Regions from separate parts of the Homo sapiens genome. Here all the other regions are linked to region 2. Evidence: chromatin loops called from intact Hi-C (ENCODE). Cell type or tissue: gastrocnemius medialis. All regions are shown on one strand.

What was found. Peaks named below come from ENCODE experiments on the same cell type or tissue, not always from the same donor. Only the 100,000 strongest peaks of a DNase experiment are listed, where the experiment ranks them.
Region 1: it touches region 2 in a loop (6-fold over the local background); 2 of 110 quality-filtered maps call a loop at or near these places.
Region 3: it touches region 2 in a loop (2.2-fold over the local background); 4 of 110 quality-filtered maps call a loop at or near these places.
Region 4: a loop joins it to region 2, with 4 times the contacts of the local background. A loop is called at or near these places in 4 of 110 quality-filtered maps.

What each region holds. Positions count from the first base shown.
Region 1 is chr12:101,617,873-101,620,372 of GRCh38, reverse strand. All of the region lies in intron 3 of MYBPC1 (myosin binding protein C1), which reads right to left. Among named protein-coding and RNA genes, the nearest start is that of MYBPC1, 24 kb to the right of the region's middle. In gastrocnemius medialis, no CTCF peak of the experiment used is centred here; no DNase peak of the experiment used is centred here; H3K27ac peaks cover 2,500 bases.
Region 2 is chr12:101,489,200-101,491,699 of GRCh38, reverse strand. No RefSeq gene overlaps it. Among named protein-coding and RNA genes, the nearest start is that of SPIC, 15 kb to the right of the region's middle. In gastrocnemius medialis, a CTCF peak has its summit at 1,224; DNase peaks (open chromatin) are centred at 149 and 1,219; H3K27ac peaks cover 1,508 bases.
Region 3 is chr12:101,413,154-101,415,653 of GRCh38, reverse strand. No RefSeq gene overlaps it. Among named protein-coding and RNA genes, the nearest start is that of ARL1, 6.6 kb to the right of the region's middle. In gastrocnemius medialis, a CTCF peak has its summit at 944 (motif pointing left); no DNase peak of the experiment used is centred here.
Region 4 is chr12:101,567,086-101,569,585 of GRCh38, reverse strand. No RefSeq gene overlaps it. Among named protein-coding and RNA genes, the nearest start is that of MYBPC1, 27 kb to the left of the region's middle. In gastrocnemius medialis, no CTCF peak of the experiment used is centred here; a DNase peak (open chromatin) is centred at 1,455; H3K4me3 peaks cover 1,225 bases; H3K27ac peaks cover 2,500 bases.

The DNA of each region.
Region 1 (2,500 bases), 130 kb before region 2:
ATAAAAGGCGAATCTTTGGCCCCACTGAGCATACAGAAAAGAATCTATATTTAGTGTTCCATCAATTTGCTACCTATAATTATTATGAAAGAATTCTAAGCCAGGACAGCGTTATTTGTATAAAGGCATTGCCTCCTGGTATGATTCCTCTAAAGGAGATTTGCACATCTAATTTCTGCTATTGCTGTTGGGCTAAACACATTTCTTTATTGTCATCTCTCTTGTTTCAATTCCAGAAGACTTTGCCCAGGTCCCAGGACAAAGTGGTCAGTATTAAGGAACAGGATAGCTGGATGGATAGCCAGATGCAAGCAAGCAAGCAAGCAAACAATCATAAAACCCCGTGCTGGGAAATTGGCTGCTTTCCAGACAGAGACTTTTAGCAAATATGAAAAAGTTGGCAAATCTAATCACAAATACTACTTCTAAGATTAAATCTTCTAGAATCTACTCTCTGTGGCTTCAAAAAGCATTTTCAGAACATTTCTGAGCTGTTGCAGAATGATTCAATCAATCTGGGAATGATGTTAAGGCTGGATTGCGATGAATAATATTCTTAATAGTGACAGATTTGGAGCAATTAATTGAATATATGTCAACCAATTAAATAGAAGACCAGTTAAAGTGCTGAAAATGTACCAAAATCCAGGCAAGACCATTTTCAGTAGCTTTAGGCAAGTTGGTCTTACAGTGGAAATCATCCTTCTGTTCTGCAGCAGTGTCTCATTCTAACCCTCAGTGACTAAGAACATACATAGGATGTTCATCCTCCTACCCAGCACACATGTTGAATGGAAATAAAAATCTATCCAGATTACCATTGAATGGTCAGCAGCTAAGCCAGCATGGAAATTCAACTGCTCATTCATTTTGCAAGTATTCATTAGATGATTGCTATGTGCAGCTCTCTGCCAGATGCTGGAGGGAATAAGATGAGGGGGCCAATGTCAAAAAGCTTACAACCTGTTAGGAAAAGGAGTCAACCATTAATGTGCGATTATGTGGAGACAAGAGTGATTGAATGATGGAGGCAACAGGTCCAAGAGAAATCAGGAGAAAGAAGGGGAGATAAAAGTAAGCCAGGATGGTCAGGAGAAAGCTGTTCAAAGAAGTGAAACCTGAGTTGGATGGTTAAAAAAAAAAAATAGACTGACAGTTGGAGGAGGGAGGGAGAGCAGGAGAGTTCTAGCTCATGCTGGAGAAAAGGTAGGTTGCACCCATCAATCCTGTTTATGCTCGTGCAGGGCTCCTTTCTCAACTGGGGATATCCAAGTAGCAGTAATTATTGTGTCTACTTTTTGCATAGGTATTTTCTCTGTCCTTGATGAAGAGGACTGTATATTTATTATAAACTTCCATTCACTTACCTTCTTTATTTAGGGATGTCACTTTCTATCCCAAATTGATTTGCTTCCTAGGTATGTAAGGCAAATACATATATATATACATGTATTTGCCATTATATAATATATATACAGACACACACACACACACACACACACACACACACACACACACGGCAGTTTTTGTACCTGGGCATGCAACTGCATGTGGTCATGGTTTTGCTTATCTTCTGCAAACGTCAGAAAAATGCTACTAATTTCAAAATGCCCTAGTCATCTAGCCTTGCTCTTTCATCACGCTGTGTTCTCCATAAATAAAAGAGTTTTTGTTGGTTGGTTGACTTTAAGGAAAGACATTTTCTCATTTAAGCATACAAGTATAATATGGTGACTTTTCAAATTAAGGGTCAGGCACAGGCTTTGTTTAAACTTTGACAGCTTGCCCTCTGGGATTACATCATCTGCTCTGTTGGTTGAGCCTTGCAGCCTGGCCCAAACACCTTTCCAAATTTGGAAACAGAGGTGTATGCCCATTGGCCTTGTAGAGAATAATATTACAATAATTTCAGCCAGGATGCCCAAACCTCCTTGAAACCATCCCATGGAAGGAGTTCTAGGAGTTTGCACTGTCTGCATTCCATAAGCAAATAACCTTCAAACTGCGCCCACGTGGCCAGGATTAGTATTCATGTTACTCTCCATGGGAGCCACTGAAGGTCAAGGACAAAGTGAGTATACTAACGTTATGCGTTCATTATGAGAGCATAAGTTCAAGTTAGCTGAAGGAAAGTAATCCAATCTACTGAAAGAAAGAAAAAAGTATTTTACTAATGTATAGGACACAAGAATATCATAGAAATTAGATAATGAAATATGACACATCAAGAACAAAGAGATACTTAACATGGTTTTGAGCAGTGTCCAGGAAAAAGAGAAACTTCTTGTTGCAGTCAGGAAATAGTTATTCCAAAATTTAAACTTTTTTATTCATTATGCAAATAAAAGGTTCACTTTTAAAATGACAATACAAACATATACAGCAAAGCTGTCTAATCCACCTTCATGAAACTTCCCTCTATGAAAGACTAATGCTCCTTAGCTTAAGACAGATGGTCAGTAATGATAATCATTTCTTCCATGGTGAGACAAAGGAATTA
Region 2 (2,500 bases):
TTCCTTCCTTGTCCTTAGCAGGTGGGTGCACATGCCATGGCAGGGAAGAATGACCCTGTTTGTAATAGGACATCATTTTTCATAATAGAGGAAGAGGGTTTTAATCTCTGAGCACTGGTATGAGCATGTCTTTATAAGGAGGAACCTGCTTACAGAAATGGGCTTTGGTCAGCGCTTTTTGCACTGAAGGCAGAGCCCAGGCTTCTGCCTGAGAGAAAGCAACTCTGTATAATCTAGGGAAGAGAGTTAGAACTGACTGGGAGCTTTGGGGAAGAATTGTCAAGATGAACCCCTCAAGCTGGCATTGGTTATAGGAGGAACTATGGGGAGAACTAAATGTTGATGGAATTGTATTAAGTTGTTGGCTGAATGATTTGTGTGATACACCCTTTTTACCCTTTCTCCTTTCTTTTTTTTATTATTTTTTTTCAAGTTCCCATTGTCCAGGGGTCATTTCCCCTTTCAATCTTTGGTAAAACTTATGTTTCTTTTTAACTTCACTGTTGTTGCTATTTTAAATAGAGATGGGGTCTCACTATGTTGTCTGGGCTGGTCTCAAACTCTTGGTCTCAAGTGATCCTCCTGCCTTGGCCTCCCAAAGTGCTATGATTATGGGTGTGAGCCATCACACCCAGCCAAAATTTATGTTTCTTACTAATGCTTTATAAGGCATTTTCTTTGTGGGGGCATGGGTGTAAATCTCAGTCCTGCTTTGAGATGAGCATGGATTGAAATAGACTACACTTGGAGACGGCCAATATCAAGTCCACCTTCCCTCAGTCACTCTGGATTGATCATGTCTTTTCCTCAGAGTCCCTGGGGAAGGTAGGGCACACAAGAGAGGGACATGAAGGAAAAGAGGACACTGGACATTCTACAGCTCCCAGAGATCAGGCCCAGGGAGCTCTTGGCCTGGACTGAAGATGGCCCATGTAGTCTGGAAAGTTTTCCTGCCTTGTGGTAATACAAATGACATATGCAGTCACCTGCCAAGCATGAAGAAAGAAAGCATTTATTTCCAGGGTTCTTTGTGAAATGTGGAGAATAAGCCATAGCTTTCAAGCTAGACTGCTTATATCCTGGTCCCTTCCTCAGTTTACTATTTGCTGGTATCTAGCCTTTATAAAGTCTTTTTATTTTCCTTCTCTAACTGTTCTAGCCTGTCTCCACTGGGCTAGTTCAAGGGAAGAGACCATGTGCCAGATAGATACCAGGGCAACAGCACCTCCCTATGGCTTCGTGGCAGGATAGCAAGAAATATTAGCACCTGGATCTACCTAAGAAAAACGTCAACCACGAAGGGGATTTGTAGGAGGTGTAAGCTTTAGATTTTTATTATCATTAAGGAAAGTGGCATTTTCCTTAGGCTGTCATCTGTTGAATGCCACATGGTTACAGATCATGAGTGGAAGTGCAGAGAAAATACAGACTCAAGATACCCACTAAAGTTTTTTTCTTTTTTATTGTAAATTGACTATTTATAATTGTATAGATTTATGGGTTCTGTAAAGAGAGAGTTGTGTGGGGAAAAAATTTATGGGGTACAAAATGATGTTATGATTTGTGAACGCCATATGAAATAATTCAGTCAAGCTAGTTAACATACCCATCACCTCAAATACTTAACTTTCTTTGAGGTAAGAACATTTGAAGTTTACTTAGCAATTTGAAATGTACAGCACTCTACTATTAACTATATTCACCATGCTGTGCAATAGAATGCACAAAAAGAGAAAACATATTCTCCCTGTTTGAAATTGTATACCCTTTGCTCATCACCTCCCCATCTCCCCCTCCTCCAGCTTCTGTCACCACAATTCTACTCTCCACTTCTATAAGTTCATTGTTTTAACTCCACATATAAATGAGAACATGTGGTATTTGTCTTTCTAGCCCTGACTTATTTCACTTAGCATAATGTTCTCCAATTTCATCAATGTTGTCACAAATTTCAGGATTTCCTTCCTTTTTTTTTTTGAGATGGAGTCTCACTCTGTCGCCCAGGCTGGAGTGCAGTAGTGCCATCTCAGCTCACTGAAACCTCTGCCTCCAAGGTTCAAGCCATTCTCCTGCCTCAGCCTCCCAAGTAGCTGAGATTACAGGCATGCATCATCACACCCAGCTAATTGTTGTATTTTTAGTAGAGATGGGGTTTCACCATGTTGGCCAGGCTGGTTTCAAACTCCTGACTTCAAGTGATCTGCCTGCCTTGATCTCCTAAAGTGTTGGAATTACAGGTGTGAGCCATTGCACCTGGCCAGAATGTCCTTCTTTTTAAAGGCTGAATAGTATTCCATCATGTATATGCAATACATTTTTTTAATCCATTCATCTGTTGATAGACAGAGATTGATTCCCTAACTTGGCTATTGTGCGTAGTGTTGCAATGAACATAGGAATGCAGATATCCCTTCCACAAACTGATTTCGAGTCTTTTGCATTAATACACTGAAGTGGGATTTCTAGATCATATAATTCTATTTTTAGTTTTTTTTCGGGG
Region 3 (2,500 bases), 76 kb after region 2:
CCAGAGGCAGGAATTTGGGGCAAGGACTAGAGAATTATTACTTAATGGGTATAGACTTTCTATTCAGGGTGCTGAAAATGTTCTGGTATTAGATAGTGGTGACAGTTGCAAACCTTGTGAATCTACTAAAAACCACTGAATTGTACATTTAAAAATGGTGAGTTATGGTATGCGAATTGTATCTTAATTGAAAAAATAACAACCTTTAGTCTAAAGAGAAATTCTGCTTTGTTGGCAAAATACATGTCATTAAAAGGAAACATGTTTGAAACACACTATACACATCCTAATTTGGGAAACTCAACACACCTACTTATGATCTCAAATTGCTCCTAAATTTAAAATACAATTATAAATATACATAGTTATAAGCCCTTATGAAGCCTATATTATACTTATATATTTATACTTATTATGGGTTTCTTCTTTGTAGAATAAAATCTGAACAACAGAATGTAACTTCCAATAGGCAATGGAACACACATAAATGCTAAGTTCTTTGGAAACTACAGCAAATACTTGAGGCATAGGTATGTATTTGAAAAGAAATTTATGAAATGTATAGATCATGGCTCAGTTACAAAAGACATCATAATTTAGTTATTCCAGGCCAAGTTAAATTATCAAATTTGCTGTCCTGGCTTTGTTGTCTAGTTTGTTTTTACTTCTTTATGTGTAATTGAGGTGGCTGAAATTGAGGATTTTTCTAGCTTTAAAATTCTGAGCTTATTTGATCTTATTGTGACTTATAGTCAAAGGAGTTTTTGAATTATTTTATTTGCTTGAACTGCATTAAAACATTCACATTTTAAAATTTAGTGATTCCTGGACTATAAGATCTGAAAAGGATGAAACTGCCCTCTCAGCTTTTAGTAAACTGACCAATTGACCTGATTCTAGTAGGAATTAGTCTGAAACAACACCACCACCTGGTGGCTTCTCTTCAAATATCACAATTTCCTTGAAGATGACGGTTTGGCTTCTTGTATCAAATTAGGACAAGTGCTTCAGTTACGACTATCTTAGGAAACAAGTTTAATCATATTGCAGAATATATGCTTAAGAACTAAACTAATATTTAGGGCCTTGGCCTCAAAAACTTATTTTGTAATTTAAATATTTGTTTAATGGCCATGTACAGGAACAAAATAGTGAACAAATAGACAAAAATACTTGCATTCATAGATCTTACATTCTAGTGAATGTAAGACAATAAATAATCAGCATAATAAGCAAGTAAATTATAATCTGGTGAGAAGTATTAAAACATCAGGCTAAGGGTAGGTTGCAATTTTTTTTAAAATTATACTTTAAGTTCTAGGGTACATGTGCACAAGGTGCAGGTTTGTTACATATGTATACATGTGCCATGTTGGTGTGCTGCACCCATTAACTCGTCATTTGCATTAGGTATATCTCCTAATGCTATCCCTCCACCCTCCCCTCACCCCACTACAGGTCTCGGCGTGTGATGTTCCCCTTCCTGTGTCCAAGTGTTCTCATTGTTCAATTCCCACCTATGAGTGAGAACATGTGGTGTTTGGTTTATTGTCCTTGTGATAGTTGGCTGAGAATGATGGTTTCCAGCTGCATCCATGTCCCTACAAAGGACATGAACTCATCCTTTTTTATGGTTGCATAGTATTCCATGGTGTGTATGTGCCTCATTTTCTTAATCCAGTCTATCATTGATGGAGATTTGGGTTGGTTCCAAGTCTTTGCTATTGTGAGTAGTGCTGCAATAAACATACGTGTGCATGTGTCTTTATAGCAGCACGATTTATAATCCTTTGGGTATATACCCAGTAATGGGATGGCTGGGTCAAACGGTATTTCTAGTTCTAGATCCTTGAGGAATCACCACACTGTCTTCCACAATGGTTGTACTAGTTTACAGTCCCACCAACAGTGTAAAATTGTTCCTATTTCTCCACATCCTCTCCAGCACCTGTTGTTTCCTGACTTTTTAATGATTGCCATTCTAACTGGTGTGAGATCATTGTGCTTTTGATTTGCATTTCTCTGATGGCCAGTGATGATGAGCATTTTTTCATGTGTCTTTTAGCTGCATAAATATCTTCTTTTGAGAAGTGTCTGTTCATATCCTTTGCCCACTTTTTGATGGGGTTGTTTGTTTTTTTCTTGTAAATTTGTTTGAGTTCTTTGTAGATCCTGGATATTAGCCCTTTGTCAGATGAGTAGATTGCAAAAATTTTCTCCCATTCTGTAGGTTGTCTGTTCACTCTGATGGTAGTTTCTTTTGCTGTGCAGAAGCTCTTTAGTTTAATTAGATCCCATTTGTCAATTTTGGCTTTTGTTGCCATTGCTTTTGGTGTTTTAGACATGAAGTCCTTGCCCATGCCTATGTCCTGAATGGTATTGCCTAGGTTTTTTTCTAGGGCTTTTATGGTTTTAGGTCTAACATTTAAGTCTTTAATCCATTTTGAATTAATTTTTGTATAAGGTGTAAGGAAGGGATCCAGTTTCAGCTTTCTACATA
Region 4 (2,500 bases), 78 kb before region 2:
GAGCTGCAATAGCACCACTGCACTCCAGCCTGGGCAACAAAGTGAGCCCCTTTCTCAAAATAAATAAATAAATAAATAAATAAATAAAATAAAAAATTAAATTAAATTAAAAAAAAGAAAAAAAACTTCCCTCTCCCAAACAAAGGAGCATATAACCATCAAAATGATAAGAATTATACATATTGACATGGAGTAATGTGTTTGAGATACATTGAGGGAAACAAGCAAATTGCAAAACAGCATTATAATAACATCCTGTAATATAACAGTATTATGATAGAGTCCAGGATTATAATAGAACCCATAAAGTTATTACTATAGTTAATAATAATATGGAGGATTACTTATTAACTTGGTAACAGTTTTTATTTTTTATACCGTGTACCACTTGTAACCAGGATAAAAAAGAAACTGACAAAAGTAATTTTAAAAAGAAAATGAAAAGTTTTAGAAGTTTTATCTATATAACATTTTATTATTTAAATTTGCTGTATTTCTAAAGTAAAAATGGCCTATACTCTTCTAAAAACTTTAGTTTGTACAAACACTTCCTCTTCTAGGAATTTATTCTACAAAAAGCACTTGCAAAAGATGGCAAAGATTATGTAAAATCACGTAGATGTAGACAAGATATAGAAAAGCTATAGAAATTTTAAAATCCCATGCAATATAGAAAAGAAAAAATAAATCATCTGAAATTCCATTACCCATGCATTCAATGTCATTGGTGTATTTCCTTCCTTTCTGTCAATCTCACACCGTTCTATACACATGTATTTCATGTGCTGTTTTCTGTGTTGTTTTAACTCTAGAGACTGACCCGTTTTATAATGTCCTCTCTTTCATCTCCTCTATTGCATCTTGATGTCACTTGAAACAAAACATTTGCAGTTTTACCTTCCTATCTCAACACTTTCTCTTTGTTAGCCTTGTTTAAATATTGTTTACATGTCGCCAAGGATAAATCTCCAGCATCTTCCAAAATAGAGACCAAGGAAACGATCAGATTTCTTTAATGCTCAACTCAGTGCAATAACTTGGCTAATGGAATAAATACACGCTGAACAGTGGCACACTTGCCTTATGAAGAAAGGGCTGGCTGAGAATATCACAATTCTTGCAAAGTCCGACAAATTACAAAAATAAGATCCTTTGGTGAAAGGAAAGCCGCTGATCGGGTTCAAATCCAAGTGAAGAACAGCGTAAGCCACAAGGAAAGCTTATTTGGAAGAGAAGCACCTGATATGTCCGCCTTCTATATATTTCCCTATAACTGGCAGAGAAACTCCTACTGGATTTGGAAAAGTAAAAATAAGGAGTTTATGCAACTTTGAGTGTTGACAGAAAAATTTATCCAAGTGCTTTGCTTGCCTAAGAGGGGAGGAGAGAACAATTGGGTTGACAATGATGACAGGTCCGAGACTTGTGGGTTTAGTTACGTGAGGCCCTACTGTATTACACTTCAGGGTTATTTTGAGATGGTCACGAGAGAGCACTTGAACCCTGAACAAAGAACCTCTCTTGCCTTATCCTATTACAGATGACAGTGAAGTGTTTTAAGTGCCCGGAGTCTGATGCAACTGCAAAACCCCAACCAAAAGGCAAGTGAATGGGGGGTCTTCCATTCTCTTGCTTTGCTTTCCTCTTTAAAAGCCTCTTTGTTCCAAAACTCATGTTTCGCCCTGTTTTTCTGCGGCATTTATAATGGTCTGCCTAAGGAGACATTAGACAGGACTGGTGACATGTTCAGAGTGGGCGTCTGAATTAGCTGGTGACAGGTACAGTAAGAAAATCTTAATAACTCCAGTTACACTTGGTTTTAGCCAACTTTGTCCTCAGAGCAAAAGGAAAACTAGCATTACCAAGAACACATGCCCAAAGCCAGCTTTCCTTGCAGATAAGCAATTCAGGAATATTCAAGCCTTCAAGCCTTTCCTATGACAGAGACAGTAGAATAAATTTAAAATACTAATAAAGAGAAAGCCACTCCTTAAAAAATAATAAACAAGCCACACTATACTTTGTTGGACAATATTTACATCCCTCCAAGTTCAACATTACTTGGTAGCCACTCTGGAAAATATCTCTGTGGCAAGTTAAGACATCGATCCCAAGTCCTGTCTTAGATTAGCACCAGTTAACTGGAGTCTTCCTCCCTTTCCTTCCATTTACATGAACTTGACTAAGATCCCAAATGAATAAGGATCTTTCATCTCAGCACCAGACTTCCAGAGCAGTTATAAATATAGGCTCAAACTGCCTCACTCATGGGGTTAGGTTTTAACTTCTGACATACGAAGTGCTAATGGTTTCAGTGAATACCTGGCCAAAAATCTGCAGTGCTGTCTTTGCTCGTCATATATTATGATTCTATTATCCCAGCTAGTAACAGCTCAGTCAAATGAAAATTTCTCCCAGCCCCTTTGTTGTTGTTTTTTTTCTCACTCCCTTTAGATTTAGTTACAATGCTCAAGCTCTATATCATCAGAAGGTTTAATAG